5 separate regions of the Homo sapiens genome follow, and regions 2, 3, 4 and 5 are each linked to region 1. A link is a contact called in ENCODE Hi-C or POLR2A ChIA-PET data. All regions are on one chromosome and are shown on one strand. The core of a region is the stretch at or near the end of the contact, and the rest is flanking DNA. Distances in the headings are between cores, read along the strand shown. Region 1 holds the start of RNF167 (ring finger protein 167). Region 2 holds the start of SENP3 (SUMO specific peptidase 3). Region 3 holds the start of MNT (MAX network transcriptional repressor). Region 4 holds the start of ELP5 (elongator acetyltransferase complex subunit 5). Region 5 holds the start of BACC1 (BPTF associated chromatin complex component 1).

Evidence for each region. Hi-C counts contacts between places; a loop is a spot of excess contacts on that map. ChIA-PET counts read pairs that join two places held with the same protein, here RNA polymerase II (POLR2A). Pooled maps may share reads with other maps.
Region 2: a loop to region 1 is called in a pooled map, with 7 times the contacts of the local background. The contact joins the promoter of SENP3 here to the promoter of RNF167 in region 1. A Hi-C loop is called at or near these places in 2 of 37 single-sample maps with no recorded cell type and 11 of 50 pooled maps. POLR2A ChIA-PET finds 5 or more read pairs at or near these places in 1 of 52 experiments (activated T-cell).
Region 3: a map of CD8-positive, alpha-beta T cell shows a loop between it and region 1 (9-fold over the local background). The contact joins the promoter of MNT here to the promoter of RNF167 in region 1. A Hi-C loop is called at or near these places in 6 of 168 maps with a recorded cell type or tissue (B cell, CD4-positive, alpha-beta memory T cell, CD8-positive, alpha-beta T cell and 1 more), 8 of 37 single-sample maps with no recorded cell type and 18 of 50 pooled maps.
Region 4: a loop to region 1 is called in a map of chondrocyte, with 4 times the contacts of the local background. The contact joins the promoter of ELP5 here to the promoter of RNF167 in region 1. A Hi-C loop is called at or near these places in 2 of 168 maps with a recorded cell type or tissue (chondrocyte and naive thymus-derived CD4-positive, alpha-beta T cell), 2 of 37 single-sample maps with no recorded cell type and 7 of 50 pooled maps. POLR2A ChIA-PET finds 5 or more read pairs at or near these places in 1 of 52 experiments (naive thymus-derived CD8-positive, alpha-beta T cell).
Region 5: a map of ascending aorta shows a loop between it and region 1 (6-fold over the local background). The contact joins the promoter of BACC1 here to the promoter of RNF167 in region 1. A Hi-C loop is called at or near these places in 2 of 168 maps with a recorded cell type or tissue (ascending aorta and chondrocyte), 15 of 37 single-sample maps with no recorded cell type and 17 of 50 pooled maps.

The regions. Positions count from the first base shown.
Region 1 is chr17:4,938,997-4,941,737 of GRCh38, forward strand. It overlaps RNF167 (ring finger protein 167), which reads left to right and starts at 1,272. Exons shown (of 10, transcript NM_015528.3): 1 at 1,272-1,364; 2 at 1,491-1,997; 3 at 2,081-2,161. The coding sequence starts at 1,914. It overlaps SLC25A11 (solute carrier family 25 member 11), which reads right to left and starts at 1,050. Exons shown (of 8, transcript NM_003562.5): 1 at 820-1,050; 2 at 64-216. The coding sequence starts at 914. RefSeq lists enhancers at 1-383, 1,100-1,169, 2,050-2,179 and silencers at 890-959, 1,522-1,716.
Region 2 is chr17:7,560,501-7,563,241 of GRCh38, forward strand. SENP3 (SUMO specific peptidase 3) reads left to right here and starts at 1,419. Exons shown (of 11, transcript NM_015670.6): 1 at 1,419-1,763; 2 at 2,566-2,741. The coding sequence starts at 2,577. It overlaps TNFSF12-TNFSF13 (TNFSF12-TNFSF13 readthrough), which reads left to right. Exons shown (of 11, transcript NM_172089.4): 11 at 224-1,101. The coding sequence ends at 333. TNFSF13 (TNF superfamily member 13) reads left to right here. Exons shown (of 6, transcript NM_003808.4): 6 at 224-1,101. The coding sequence ends at 333. It overlaps SENP3-EIF4A1 (SENP3-EIF4A1 readthrough (NMD candidate)), which reads left to right and starts at 1,492. Exons shown (of 22, transcript NR_037926.1): 1 at 1,492-1,763; 2 at 2,566-2,741. RefSeq lists enhancers at 673-922, 2,189-2,741 and a silencer at 1,483-1,562.
Region 3 is chr17:2,399,711-2,402,451 of GRCh38, forward strand. MNT (MAX network transcriptional repressor) reads right to left here and starts at 1,350. Exons shown (of 6, transcript NM_020310.3): 1 at 930-1,350. The coding sequence starts at 1,002. RefSeq lists enhancers at 1-34, 35-605, 1,896-1,945, 2,317-2,741 and silencers at 1-315, 836-895, 1,046-1,125, 1,316-1,625, 2,276-2,595.
Region 4 is chr17:7,250,883-7,253,623 of GRCh38, forward strand. It overlaps ELP5 (elongator acetyltransferase complex subunit 5), which reads left to right and starts at 1,333. Exons shown (of 8, transcript NM_203414.3): 1 at 1,333-1,714; 2 at 1,888-1,948; 3 at 2,036-2,116. The coding sequence starts at 1,669. CTDNEP1 (CTD nuclear envelope phosphatase 1) reads right to left here and starts at 852. Exons shown (of 8, transcript NM_001143775.2): 1 at 313-852. The coding sequence starts at 414. RefSeq lists enhancers at 455-1,042, 1,043-1,631, 1,500-1,719 and silencers at 580-699, 770-979, 1,750-1,989.
Region 5 is chr17:7,013,415-7,016,155 of GRCh38, forward strand. It overlaps BACC1 (BPTF associated chromatin complex component 1), which reads left to right and starts at 1,368. Exons shown (of 6, transcript NM_174893.4): 1 at 1,368-1,464; 2 at 1,648-1,742; 3 at 2,360-2,461. The coding sequence starts at 1,444. RNASEK (ribonuclease K) reads left to right here. Exons shown (of 3, transcript NM_001004333.5): 2 at 252-328; 3 at 731-1,118. The coding sequence ends at 872. RNASEK-C17orf49 (RNASEK-C17orf49 readthrough) reads left to right here. Exons shown (of 8, transcript NR_037717.1): 2 at 252-328; 3 at 731-1,464; 4 at 1,648-1,742; 5 at 2,360-2,461. It overlaps MIR497HG (mir-497-195 cluster host gene), which reads right to left. Exons shown (of 3, transcript NR_038310.1): 3 at 2,404-2,600. RefSeq lists enhancers at 830-1,330, 1,081-1,210, 1,681-2,181, 2,594-2,741 and a silencer at 1,301-1,750.

The sequences.
Region 1 (2,741 bases), core at 22-2,521:
ATATCAGGCCAAGGTCTAGAGCTGCCAACCCACAGTCTACCCTCCATCCTGAGGCCCCAATACCCAGTGTAAATGCCCCTCAGGCCTTCTGCCTTCAGGATACTGGTGAGGGCATGGAAGCTGGTTTTGTACTCTCGAGTCTTGGCCCCTTCCCCGCTCAACTGCATCCGGTTCTTCACCAGGTCCAGGGGCTGGACAAAAACTGTAGCTCCCATCCTGGGGGAAGACAGAGGTGGAGTGAAGGGCCAGGCATTCCAGATCTACCAGTGCCCACTGGAGCCTGGCAGCAAGAGGTTACAAAGGTCAGGGCCTGCCATGCGATTCAAGAATCAGGATGCTGGTGAGCATGTGTATAAGAGTCTATATGTACACCAAGTGCAACGGGTCTGAAAAGTCTAGTTGTCCAGTAGGGGCCATGCAATGAAAGTGCTCCAAGCAGCTTCATGACAGTCAAGCAGTGACCTGGGGCTGCACGCAGTCCGACACAGGGAGGGGAGGAAGGGGCATCCAAGATTTAGGACTCCAGGTAGTCCTGCAGGAGCCATTTAATGGCCTGGAACCCCCTGCCGCCCGGCCGAGCTTAGCAATGCGCTGGGAAACTCAGCTGGCCCGGCGGGGGTTGTGCAACGACCCTGCATGCAGTCCATAAGGGTCCTGCAATGGGGCCCTAGCAGCCCATCGGGGAACTCGCAATACGCTGGAGATCGCGCTGACCCCGTGCCGGCACAGTTCACTGCAACAGACCCAGAGATGAACCGGGCCCGGTTCCTTTTGCCCTTCCCTTCCTCCTCTTTTCCCATCCCTGGGGCCTGAGCTTACCCGGCCAGGCCCCCAAACAGGAACTTGACGGACTTAGGGGAGGTACGGGGCTTCCCGTCTATCCCGCCGGCCCCGGCACTCGCCGTCGCCGCCATCGCCACTCAATGGCCCTCGGCTCCGGGTCCCGTGCGCGCGCGGCCCCGCTCGCGCCCAAGGTGACACCGCGCGCGCAACAGAGCGAGGGCGCGCGCACGCCCCTCCAGCTCTCAGGTCCGACACCCGCTGGAAGCCGGCGCGGGCGCAGGCGCGCAGCGCAAAGGCGGCCGGGAGTAAGGCGGAGCTGAAGGAGGAGCTTGATGGAAGCGTGCGAGAAGGGGCGTAACTGATTTGGAAACCAGAGGAAAGGCGCTGTTTTCACCGAATTAGAATCGCGGGAAAATAGAGAAGAGTTTGTTTGAAGGTCTCGCGAGATCGAGTGAGTACGGCTCGCCAAGTTGGAGCGCTCTCGCGATAGACACAGCAACTATTCAGCTGCGAGGGGACGGGAGAGGTGGTGAGCACTCTCGCGAGATTTGAAGGAGCGGCGGAGGCCAGAGGGAGGAGAGGTTTGTAAACTAGGAGGCTCCGGGTTTCCGGGCACTTTTATTAGGTCGTCTTCTGGGCCACCAGTGCCCCTTCCATCTCCACAGGCAGTCCCTCCATCGCTAACCTTTTTTTAACCGGCCTTTTAGGACCGGAAGTCCTTCATCTCAAGCATCCAATGCTGAAAGCGGCCTGATTTTCTCTACCGGAAGCCCTTTTCCAGAGGCTGGGAACACGGCCCACCTAGCAGGAAGTCCCACCTCCTTGAGCTCCGCCACCCTTCCCGAAGTTTTTCTGTCACCTGTGTTAGGCTCCGTCCCCTTTCCGCGTTTTATCCCCGTACCAGAAAAGGATACATTTAGTGCCTCCCACCCAGCTCCACTAAACGGGTTGGATATCTCATTCTTTGAGTTGGTGTTCCTTCCCCGGCGCCCCCATGTAGCTGGGAAGTGGGACCTGGGGGTGGTTGGACCCCTGGGATCCTAAAGGAGGGGCAGGGAGGGCGCAGAACTCCGCTTCTGCTCCTTGCTACCAGGACGCGCGGCCTCCTCAGCCTCTTTCCTCCCGCTGCCATGCACCCTGCAGCCTTCCCGCTTCCTGTGGTTGTGGCCGCTGTGCTGTGGGGAGCGGCCCCGACCCGGGGGCTCATTCGAGCGGTGAGTCTGAGGGACGGATGGGGAAAGGGCGCTGAAAGGAAGGGTTGCAGGCTGAAGGGGAACATCGCCTTTTTTGTCCGCAGACCTCGGACCACAATGCCAGCATGGACTTTGCAGACCTTCCAGCTCTGTTTGGGGCTACCTTGAGCCAGGAGGGCCTCCAGGTGATTTTCTTTCTTTTCTTTTCCTCCTTCCCTCCCTTCCTTCCTTTTCTGTCTTTTTTCTTTTTTTAGTATTTCGCAAGATCCTCCATCCTAGGCTGGGGTTGGGGAGGTTTGTCCTGGGTGAAACTGGAGGTAGGAAAATGAAGTTAGGAACTGAGCACGTCTAGTGTAGAACCCAGAATCTAGAGGGAGAAGACAGAGTGTCCACCCCTGGAACTCCGAGGTTATCAGGGAGACTGAAAGTGGACGAAGACAGAAGGCAGGATCAACGGTCCTTATCAGGAAGGTCTCAGGTGCTAGTTATTGCTTATATGACTTTGGGCAAGTTAATCTCTCTGAGCCTTAGTTTGTTTTACTGTAAAATGGGATATTAGAAGTTTTCCTAGGGTTATTGTGAAGATCAAAGTAGATACGCAATTTTGGTAGTATTTCATCCCAAAGACTGCCACATAGCAAGAACTCAGTTGGGCCTTAGTAGCAGTCGAGTTGTTTGTGAGATGGGTAATTAGAAAATTGAAGAGGCCGGGCGCGGTGGCTCACATCTGTAATCCCAGTTCAAGACCAGCCTGGCCAACATGGA
Region 2 (2,741 bases), core at 169-2,668, 2.6 Mb after region 1:
TGGGCAGCCGAAAGCAGGACGTCTCTGACCGGGGGTAGCAGTGCAGGGAGCTACCGCTAGGAGGGAGGTTGGAAACCTAAACAGAGGCGGGTCTGAGGAGTGAAGTGCAGAATGCCGGGTCCTTACAGGAGGCAGAGGAACGGTGGAGCTGGAGAAGGCAGGGGGAAACAGGGCATCTGGATGGCTGTGCTTCACTGCGAATCTACTTTCTCTCTTTTCTCAGGTGTCTTCCATTTACACCAAGGGGATATTCTGAGTGTCATAATTCCCCGGGCAAGGGCGAAACTTAACCTCTCTCCACATGGAACCTTCCTGGGGTTTGTGAAACTGTGATTGTGTTATAAAAAGTGGCTCCCAGCTTGGAAGACCAGGGTGGGTACATACTGGAGACAGCCAAGAGCTGAGTATATAAAGGAGAGGGAATGTGCAGGAACAGAGGCGTCTTCCTGGGTTTGGCTCCCCGTTCCTCACTTTTCCCTTTTCATTCCCACCCCCTAGACTTTGATTTTACGGATATCTTGCTTCTGTTCCCCATGGAGCTCCGAATTCTTGCGTGTGTGTAGATGAGGGGCGGGGGACGGGCGCCAGGCATTGTCCAGACCTGGTCGGGGCCCACTGGAAGCATCCAGAACAGCACCACCATCTAGCGGCCGCTCGAGGGAAGCACCCGCCGGTTGGCCGAAGTCCACGAAGCCGCCCTCTGCTAGGGAAAACCCCTGGTTCTCCATGCCACACCTCTCTCCAGGTGCCCTCTGCCTCTTCACCCCACAAGAAGCCTTATCCTACGTCCTTCTCTCCATCTATCGGACCCCAGTTTCCATCACTATCTCCAGAGATGTAGCTATTATGCGCCCGTCTACAGGGGGTGCCCGACGATGACGGTGCCTTCGCAGTCAAATTACTCTTCGGGTCCCAAGGTTTGGCTTTCACGCGCTCCATTGCCCCGGCGTGGCAGGCCATTCCAAGCCCTTCCGGGCTGGAACTGGTGTCGGAGGAGCCTCGGGTGTATCGTACGCCCTGGTGTTGGTGTTGCCTCACTCCTCTGAGCTCTTCTTTCTGATCAAGCCCTGCTTAAAGTTAAATAAAATAGAATGAATGATACCCCGGCTCCATTTCCCCCACTGCCTCGCCTCAGCCCGGTCCTCGTACGGGGATCTCCCGCCCTCCTGGCTCTCCTGTGGCGCGCCCCCCGCCGGATCAAGGTACTGGGGATGCCGCTAGGGTCAGGCCCGCGAGCGCGGAGAAGACAGAGCGCGGCGCAAAAGGGAAAGTGGCGGGGCCGCCACGCGCGGCCGGGCGGCGGATGTGCGCAGGCGCAGCCTCGCGTAGCGCTCTGGGCTGGCCAGTCCCGTGGCGCCGGCGTCCTCGGGTAGACGGGACCGCGCGCTTGGTGGCCGCGCCGGCGCTCTTCGCCGGGTGTGACGTACTAATCGTGCGCCACCGCTGCCGGTGGGCCCGGGGCTCGCGGGAGGGGAAGGAGGAGGGGGGGAGGAGTGGCGGCGGCGGCGGTGGCGCTGGTGGCGGCGGTGGCGGAGGTGGAGGTGGAGGTGGAAGCTGAAGCTGAAGCAGAGCCAGAGGCGGCGCGGCGGGGTGCTCGGCGGCGCGGCACGCGGCCCAGAAGCGTTGGAATCCTGAATTGAGACGGCTGCGCCTAAAGACAGCAGGAGTGGCGGGGCCGCCGCCGTCGCCGGAGAGATGAGCCGGGAAGCTTGAGGCCGGAGACGCCCGCCTTCGGGCCCGTCCGCCCGGCTTCCCCGCTCCCGGTGAGGACGCCCCCTCCCCTCCCCCCAGCCCTGCCTTGGCCTCTCCCATTCCTGGGCCTCGCTCCCACCGAACCGGGGCCCAGAGGCCCGCATAGGGGCTTCTTAAGGCCCGTGTGCGCCGAGCCATCCAAGCTCGTGGGACCGGACTGGTGCCGGGTTGCATTCTGGTCCCCGAGGATGAAGTAGGAGGGGGCTGGGCCGGCCTGGCTTGTGCGCTCCGTTCTGTCCCAGCGTCTTGATTCGGTTCTCTTTAAGTTTCCTTCAAAGTTCTTCCCCGTTTATCAGCCTCTGCCCCCTGAACCATATCCCTGGCATCTGCACTTGAGATGACCGCAGCCTTCCCATGCCCCCCGTTCATCCAGGGTGTTAGAGAACTGTCTCCCATTCCAGTCCAGTTTCCACGTGCAAGTTGCATTCTCCTCAAGTACCACGGTTATCATGTCCCTGAGGAAAGAAACTGCCCTTGTTGGGCCCTCAAAGGACAGCCCTGGTGGTATTAAAATAAAGACGTAGAACCTGGCAGTGCTATTGGGTTTGGCCTGGTGATCTTAGAAATAAGATCTCTGAGGCCTGCTGCTTAGCCATTTTCCCTTGTCTCTGGACTGGGGAGAGATGATGGCACAGACCCTGAAGGGCCCCTTGTGGACCGCGTTAACCGGGAAGATCTTAAGTTAGGAGTTTTGCGTTTTTTCCTCTTTTCTTTATTTGCATCTGAATCCAGAGGAGGCATGGCCAGGAAGAGAGGCAGGATCTGCGGTGGGGTGATGCTTAGATTTTGATACCCTGATCTTTTGTTTTTCAGGGTACTGGAAGATGAAAGAGACTATACAAGGGACCGGGTCCTGGGGGCCTGAGCCTCCTGGACCCGGCATACCCCCAGCTTACTCAAGTCCCAGGCGGGAGCGTCTTCGTTGGCCCCCACCTCCCAAACCCCGACTCAAGTCAGGTGGAGGGTTTGGGCCAGATCCTGGGTCAGGG
Region 3 (2,741 bases), core at 100-2,599, 2.5 Mb before region 1:
GCAGGAGTGTCCCCGGTGCACGTGGTCGGGGGCGGAGCCCGTCCACGTCACCACCCGGTGTAACCAACGGGCTCGGAACGCAGGCACACGCAACATTCCAGGCGAGAGCGGGTTTGGAACGCGCAGACACGCCACATTCCACACTGGCTAAAGCGGGGCGCAGCGAGGGGGGCCCGGGGGCTGACCCCCAGCGACCCGCGGGCCATTTCGCAAACGCCCAATTAGCCCGGCTTTCACCCAAACCCCGGACGCGCAGCCCAGCCCAGCTCTGGGAGGCGGGGTCAGGCGGGGCTGGCCAGGATCATAAGACACGCGATGTCATTTCATTCTGCAAAGGCCGCCTCCGCCCCAAGCGGCGCGTAGATCTGCCGGGAGCGCCCCCCGCACCCTCCCCACGGGGCCAGGGAAGCCGAAGAGCTGCTCCGCGTAGAGTAGTCCCCACCCCCACTCCGTTACACACACGCCCACTCGTGTGCTATACACACGCCCGTGTACACGTCCGTTCATCTGCTCTTCCCGAGGCTCACATCACACATCCCCCGTGCACACACGCACGCACACGCGAGCCTGCCACCCCCACGCAACACCATTCCTCACCCCACCCCCCGGCTCACACATCCTCAGTGCCACCGAGGGCTCCGCTGGCCCACGCAAAAGCAGCCCACCACAGAAGGGGCACAGGGGTGCCACGCAGCCGGGGTGGCGCCCGCAGGAGCCAGGTCCCTCGCAGCATGTTAATGAATTCATTAATTAATTTCACTGCCCACATCACCCCTCCCCAGGCGGCGGCTCTCGCGGGGAGCCGTGCGCTGCCAGGCTCCGCAGGCCGCCCGGGAGGGGGCCCTGTCCGCGGTTTCGCGTGGGTTCGGGGACCGGGGTCACTCGCTTCCCCTTCCCCAGTGCCCCAGGGGCCCAGCCCGGCCGCTCACCACGTGCTCTCTGTTGTTGCTGCGCTTGCCATTCCAGGAAGCGGGCCGCCTCCAGTAGCGTCTCTATGCTCATCGCGCCGAGAGCTGCCGGGGGCGCGCCGGGGCCGAGGCTGCGGCCCGCGAGCCGGGCACAGGTCAGGCTGGCGGGCAGGCAGGAGGGAGGGATCACCTCCGGGGGGCGACAGGGCTGGGCGGCGCAGCGCACTCCGCAGGGAAGAACGGGGGAGCACGGGGAGAAAAATCAATGTCTCTCAAAATATTTGCAAAATATAAAATTGCAAATTTAAAAAAATGGGATGCAAAAAAAAAAAAAAGGCGGCACTGCCTCCCTTCTTCCCCTCCCTCTCTACCTCCCTTCCGATGCCTCCCGCCCCGCGGCCCCCGGGAGTCCCGCCGACAAGAAAGGGCTTTGCAACAAGATGGCGAGGAGGCACCGACACACACAACAAGGGAAGGAGCCGCGCTGCCCCCGGCCGCCGCCCCCGCTACTACACCGGGGCCACAGCCAAAGCCCGGACCGGAGCCCCCGCCCGCAGGGCCGCGGCGTCTCGCGAAGGGAGGGGCGGGTCCTGCGCTGCTGGCCCCGCCCCCCGGATCCGGCGCGCGCACACGTGGCCCGGGCAGGGAGGGAGAGGTCCGAGCGGGGTGTGCGCGCCGCGGTTCCGCTTTCCTGCTGGCCCCGCCCCGGCTGCAAGCCACAAGTTGGGCCGGGGCGGTGCGTTTGGGTCGTTCACGACGAAATCTGTCCTGCTGGAGGGAGGGTAGGGTGAACAATTCAAGATTTAACAGAGTTCCAACCAGGATATTCCGGGTCAGGGAAACCTTGGGAATGGCAGAGACTGGCCTGACCCTGGGTCTCCACGCTCCACCCACTCGCGACCTAAATCCCGCAATCGCCGGGCTGTCGCAATTCCCCCGGGATCCGCCCCTGGGCGGAGCTGCCGGCGACTGGAGACTGTCAAGAGAACCAGCGGAGGGAGCGGAGCGGCAGTCCGGCTCCGCGTTTTGTCTCCGTTCCTCCCCCCGCAGTGCGTTCGCATCCTATTAGGGGACGTCACCGGGCCGCGAGCCAATGGGCGGGCAGGACAACACGGCATGGAGCAGCTCCACATGGACACCCCGCGCCGCCAGCCTTCGGTTTAAAGGGCCAGTGTCTGCAGGTCACATTCGCGGGTGCGGATGGGGCCACTGGGCGAACCCAGGGTGGGATGCCGTAAGGGGAATCCCGCAGTCGTGCCCTGGCCTCTCCATTCCTTTTCACCACCTTCCATTTAAAACCAGGCCTTTATCTTTCCTTCCCCTGAACTCCAGTCTTTGTCCACGCGTATTCGATGTGGGTGGAGATACGGACTGTGCCACCCCATGGGCCACCCTTTCCTCTGGGGCCGGGGCCAGGGCGGGGAACACGAAGCGCCCGCAGCCCAGACCGGGGGGCGTGGCCCAAATCGGGAACAACAACGTGGAGGGCGGAAGCCCGGCCCTCCCCGCGCCTGGCGACCGGCGGTGGGCGGGGCGCGGGGGCGGGGTCCGCTGCGGCCGGCTGGAACCGCGCTCCCCAGAGGGAGGGACCCCCCGTCGCCCGCCCGCCCGCCCGCGTCTTCCGGGCTCGAGTGTTTAGGGGAGCTCGGGTGCAATCGGAGAGTTAGCTCTTTGAGGCCGGCTGCCCTTAAATCCTCTCACTTCACACATAAGGAAACTGAGGCCGTGACGGCCAAGGACTCGCCTAAGGTCGTTCCGTATTCCACCTGCTCCTCTCTCCCGAAGCGGGGGCACTCTTCCCTGACCCCAGGGACGACTCTGAAGCCAGTTCTG
Region 4 (2,741 bases), core at 83-2,582, 2.3 Mb after region 1:
GCCTCTTGGTTTCTTTAGCAACAACTCCAGCTTTCTTAAAGAGCGCCCCACCCACCACCTTAGCCCCCAAGAGTTGCCAAATCCTGTCCCATCTAGCCCCATCAAAACCCCCAAGGGCAAGGTTCTATTACAAGGGTCTCCCACCTCGCCCCGCTTAGGGTGCCCAATTCTCTGGCGAGAAAAGCCCCAGCCAGGATTCCCTTCCTAGGCCCAAACAGAGGCCCGACACTCCGAAAACCCCTGAGCACCACGGACAGATGTCCCCAACACCGCCAGACGTCCCCAACACCGCCAGCGCCCACCCTGGCTCACCGTGCGGATCTGCCTCCGCAGAAGGTAAATGAAGAAGCTCCAGAGCTTGGCGGCGAAGGCCACGAACGTGCGCAGCCCCAGCAGACACTGCGTCCGCATCATCCCGATGACCCCGGCACCGCCGGCCCCGGGGCCCCCGCGGCCCAGCTCCGCCAGCCCCCCGGGGGCAGCCCCCCGCCGCCGGGAGGGGGAACGGGGGCCCCGAGTGGCAGGAGAGGCTGCAGAGAGGGGCACGGAGCGGGCGGCTCAGAAAGCCACCCCTGGCGAGGGTAAAGCCCAGCGGAACGGGGAGCTGGGGGACAGGCGTGGGCAGCCCGCGGGGGCCCACATGGGCTGGGAGTGGCACCGACGGCTTCGGGGAGGTTGCGGGCCGAGACAGGTAGGGCTAGGATGGGGTCCTCCGAGACCTGGAGGGAAGGGGAAGGATAATTGGGGGAGGGGGCAGTGGGGGAGGGGGCTAGGGAAAAGGGAGGAAGGGAAAAGGGAAGGGGAGGGGGGGAAAGCAGAGAGTGGCCCGCTGCGCAGGCGCGCTAGGGGGCTGCTCGCAGGAACGGGGAGGGCGGGGGCAGCGGCGCGCAAAGGGCCGCGGCAGCGGAGAACGGGCCTGCAGAGCGAAGGAGCAGGGAAGGAGGGGGAGGGGGAGCCGGAGGGCGCAGAGCGCTGGGCCGGAGCGGCCTCCCCCTCCCCGAGCTCGGGGGTCCTTTAGCCGCTGGGGACCGGGGCTGCAGCCTCTGCAGCTGGGTTTCCCACTCTGACAGGCGCCATTTTACCGTCCAAAGGACTCCCTCTTCCTGTCTTTCCCCCTCCTCTTCCCCTTTGACACTACTTCCGGTGGTGACGTGTATTCGCTTCACCGGGACTAAGTTCCTCCTGCGCGGTCTATGGCGGGTAGGTATAAGGAAAGCCAAAAGCACTCCAAGCGAGGCTGCAGTATTGCGCACGCGCAGAAGGTGGCCGCGGGGCGGGGCCTGAGGCGAAGCAGGCCCCGCCTCAAACTGCGTGGGCGGGGAGAGTGACGTCACTTGGCCCGCGCTTAGGGCCCTCGCGGGGGGCTTGTGGGTCCTCCTCCCCCTCCCACTGACAACTGCCCCAACTGCTCTTCCCGCCCCGGTCACAGTGAAAATGTAGACGGGGTCGTTGTCCGTACGACTGTGCGCCAGGGCTCGGGGAGGGGCGCCCTCCGCGTGAGCGCCCCCCTGGGAATATTGAACATAATCACCTCTCATTCCAGACTATGTTAGGTCTTAATGGTGGGAGGACGCCCGAGTGCTCGGCCCGTTTCACCCCGAGGAGGAAGGACACTGGGTCATGACGCCATCAGAGGGCGCCAGAGCAGGGACCGGACGCGAGTTGGAGATGTTGGACTCGCTGTTGGCCTTGGGCGGCCTGGTGCTGCTTCGGGGTGAGAGCCAGAGGCACGGTGGCGGGGCGGGGGGTGCGGTTCGGGCCTGGCTGAGGGGACGGAAGTGGGCAGGAAGGGCCAGGGGTCACAGGCTAGGTGTGGAAATCGCGACGGGTTCGCGAAGGCGGTAATCCCAGCGCTCTCATACCCTTTATCCGTCCCTCGCTCTGCAGATTCCGTGGAGTGGGAGGGGCGCAGTCTCTTGAAGGCGCTTGTCAAGAAATCTGCACTGTGGTGAGTATCCCACAGTGTCTCCCCGGCCTACCCTGGATAGGGCACCTGTGCCCACTCTTTGACAATCCCTTCTCATCTCTGCCTTAGTGGGGAGCAAGTGCATATCCTGGGCTGTGAAGTGAGCGAGGAAGAGTTTCGTGAAGGTTTTGACTCTGATATCAACAATCGGTAAGTACCAGTTGGAAGAGATTTGATTAAATTTGAGACCTATAATGCTAAGGAAATTTCTTTACAACAAGCGCAGAACCTGGTATGTAGTAGCAGTTCCTTAAATATTCATTGAAGAATTGGATATGGATCTTTCAGGAGGCAAGAATTAATAAGAGGAGTGATGAGTATTTGGGGAGTCCAAAGCAAAGATCATAGAAGTCGAGAGAGAAATAGCCTGGAAATAGGGAGAACATGTGGGAAGGGTATTGCAGTAATCCGTTAATCCGGCTTCACTCTTTAAGGTACATATGTACCGAGCACCAACTATCAACCAGGTGCTGTGCAAGATACTGGAGACGGCAGTGAGTGAGACCTGTTCCTGACCTAATGAATTTTAGGGAATAATGGTAGGAAGTGATAGAGGCCTGGTTTAAGGCAGTGGCAGTAGAGATGGAAAGTTTAGAACACATGTAAAGGACTTTAGTGGGTAGAATTTCCAGGATTTATTGACTAATATGGGGGAGAAGAAAGTATTGAGATAAGGAAGTTCCTAAACCCAGCGGCATGCCTGATCAGGAGACATTAAGAACCATTAGTAGGATGCTTTCTACTTCCTAGTCCCGGCAACTCAGTGGATGATAAT
Region 5 (2,741 bases), core at 118-2,617, 2.1 Mb after region 1:
AGAGGACGATAATCTGGGTTCCTGGGAGAGATGGCTTGGTCACTATTCCCACCCTTGCCTCGACCACTTGTCTCAATGTCACCACCTCACGCCCTGTTCCAGGTGGCTGAGTCCGAATCCAGTAACCACCACCTCGTTTTGGTTAATCTCAGGCTCGGGTGTTGTAGCAACATTGGAAATGGGAGGGGTTTACGAAGTGAACATGAGGTCAGGTGCCTGAATTCAACAGTCTACCCATTCCCCTTTTCCAGATAATGCTCGGAATATTTTTCAATGTCCATTCCGCTGTGTTGATTGAGGACGTTCCCTTCACGGAGAAAGATTTTGAGTAAGTATTCGGGTGGGGGAGGCGGGCTGGGAGCAGGTGGGAGGTGGCGAGGCCTAGGGTCAGAATTACGTCTGGGAGGCCCGGTGCTTAGGGCCCCTAGGTTAGAGGACTTGGAGAGGAGAGCGGCTTTCTTGAGAATGTGGTTAGGAGCCAGGGAGTCAGACCTCAGCGGCCATCCCAAACCCACCACCTTAGGTGTGACCTCTTTAGGTATTTTACTTTTCTGTGCTTCTCAGTCCACCTCTGCAAAATGGCTATGACAGATCTCACCCCATAGGATGGTCAAGAAGATTGAATAAAGTAATACACGTAACAGCGCCTAAACAGGTGTCGGGCACATAGTGCTCAGAAAATGTTGGCTCCTATTAAAGTTTGACCCCTTTGCTTCATTCCCACCCCCAGGAATGGCCCCCAGAACATATACAACCTTTACGAGCAAGTCAGCTACAACTGTTTCATCGCTGCAGGCCTTTACCTCCTCCTCGGAGGCTTCTCTTTCTGCCAAGTTCGGCTCAATAAGCGCAAGGAATACATGGTGCGCTAGGGCCCCGGCGCGTTTCCCCGCTCCAGCCCCTCCTCTATTTAAAGACTCCCTGCACCGTGTCACCCAGGTCGCGTCCCACCCTTGCCGGCGCCCTCTGCGGGACTGGGTTTCCCGGGCGAGAGACTGAATCCCTTCTCCCATCTCTGGCATCCGGCCCCCGTGGAGAGGGCTGAGGCTGGGGGGCTGTTCCGTTTCTCCACCCTTCGCTGTGTCCCGTATCTCAATAAAGAGAATCTGCTCTCTTCAGCCCTGTGTCTGTGCTTGAGTGGGGGCGAGCACGGGGCTGAGACTAGAGGTCGGCCTCTGCCTGGAAAGTCCCGATGTCTGAGCGGAAGTGGAGCGAAGTGTGGCGCGGAAGTGAGGCGAAGGCTTTCCCCATCGACTGGGCGCGCCGAGCGGTCTAAGCGACTGCGTCTGATGGGGCGGGGAGCCGCCGGGTTGAGCCTATCCGCTGCGGGGAGGGCGGGACTTCCTGCGCGGGGGCCCGAGCCGCTCAGTCTCCCTGCTCTCCGTGGTCCCGGCTCGCGTGTAGCGGCGGCGGCGGCGTCTCCGTGAGGAGGCGCGCGGGGCCATGACGTCAGCGTCCACAAAGGTTCGACCTCCCTCGCGGACAGCGCTCCCTGGCGGCCACGGGAGGGCGGGCCCCCCACTTGGCTCGCGGCTCTTCCGCCCCGGGCGGGGGGCGGGCGGGAGCCGAGCCTGGGGTGGGGCTAGGGGCTCCGGGCGGGACGGGGAGGGCGGGCGCCGGCCCCCCGTGACGCTGCCCCGCCCCCAGGTCGGAGAGATCTTCTCGGCGGCCGGCGCCGCCTTCACGAAGCTCGGGGAGCTGACGATGCAGCTGCATCCCGTGGCCGACTCTTCTCCTGCGGGGTACGTGAGCCCGGACTGGGACGTGGACGCTGAGAGCGGGCGCTTGGACTCGGTCACAGACACGGACCCTCTCTAGCACAGGGACAGACATTAGTTTCCCTTTGTGCGTGGCACAGCACAGAGTCGGTGTTAATAAATGATCGTTGGGTGAGGGAATGAATGACAGATAAAAATACAGACAGGCCCATAGCCCAGACTCCTGTTTCACAGTTCTCCCTGCTGCGAACGGGTCGACCACAAACCACCGCCACTCCCAACCACCCCAGTTCATGGAATTCCCCCAGACGGCTGCAGGCTGTGTTGGTGGGTCTGTTTTGAAAAGCCCTTCCTGGCGAGTTGGTTTCAGTGTGCTGTGTACAGCAGCCGTTTAACGTTGATGGTGGAAAGGGGTGTCTAAGGTGGAGGTGGTTGTGATTTCTTGTGATTGGGGTCCTCCCGGTTCCCGCAGGGCCTCAAGAGCTTTCCGCCTCCCCTTACGGAGGACCTCTTTATGCATCCGTGGAAGGGGTCCCAGAAATCGGAAGGAGGCGGCTGGTTGGCTGTGGGATGCATAGCCTGTGGGCGGGCTCCACACCCCCCCTCCCATTTTTGCTATCCCCCCTCTCCCCTTCTGACAGTGCGAAGTGGACGGAGACGGAAATAGAGATGCTGAGGGCTGCTGTGAAGCGATTTGGGGACGATCTTAATCACATCAGCTGTGTCATCAAGGAACGGACAGTGTGAGGGAGGGTGGCTGCCAGAAAAGGGCGGGTGGGCAGCCTTCTTCCTCCTTACCCAAGGTTCCATCGTCCTCAGAACTCCTTTCCAGCTCAGCTGCTTCCCTACTTTGTCACTAGTTTTTTAGAATCCCCTTGAGGACTGAAAGAATAGAATTGTCACAGTTGGTCAGAAGTTCCTAAAATGCTGTGGTAATCCTTCCAAGAATGTGAATTTAGGTTGCCTGAGATGCTGTTATTGTATTTGATGATGGAAGTCCCCTGGTTATTTATATAAATGTTT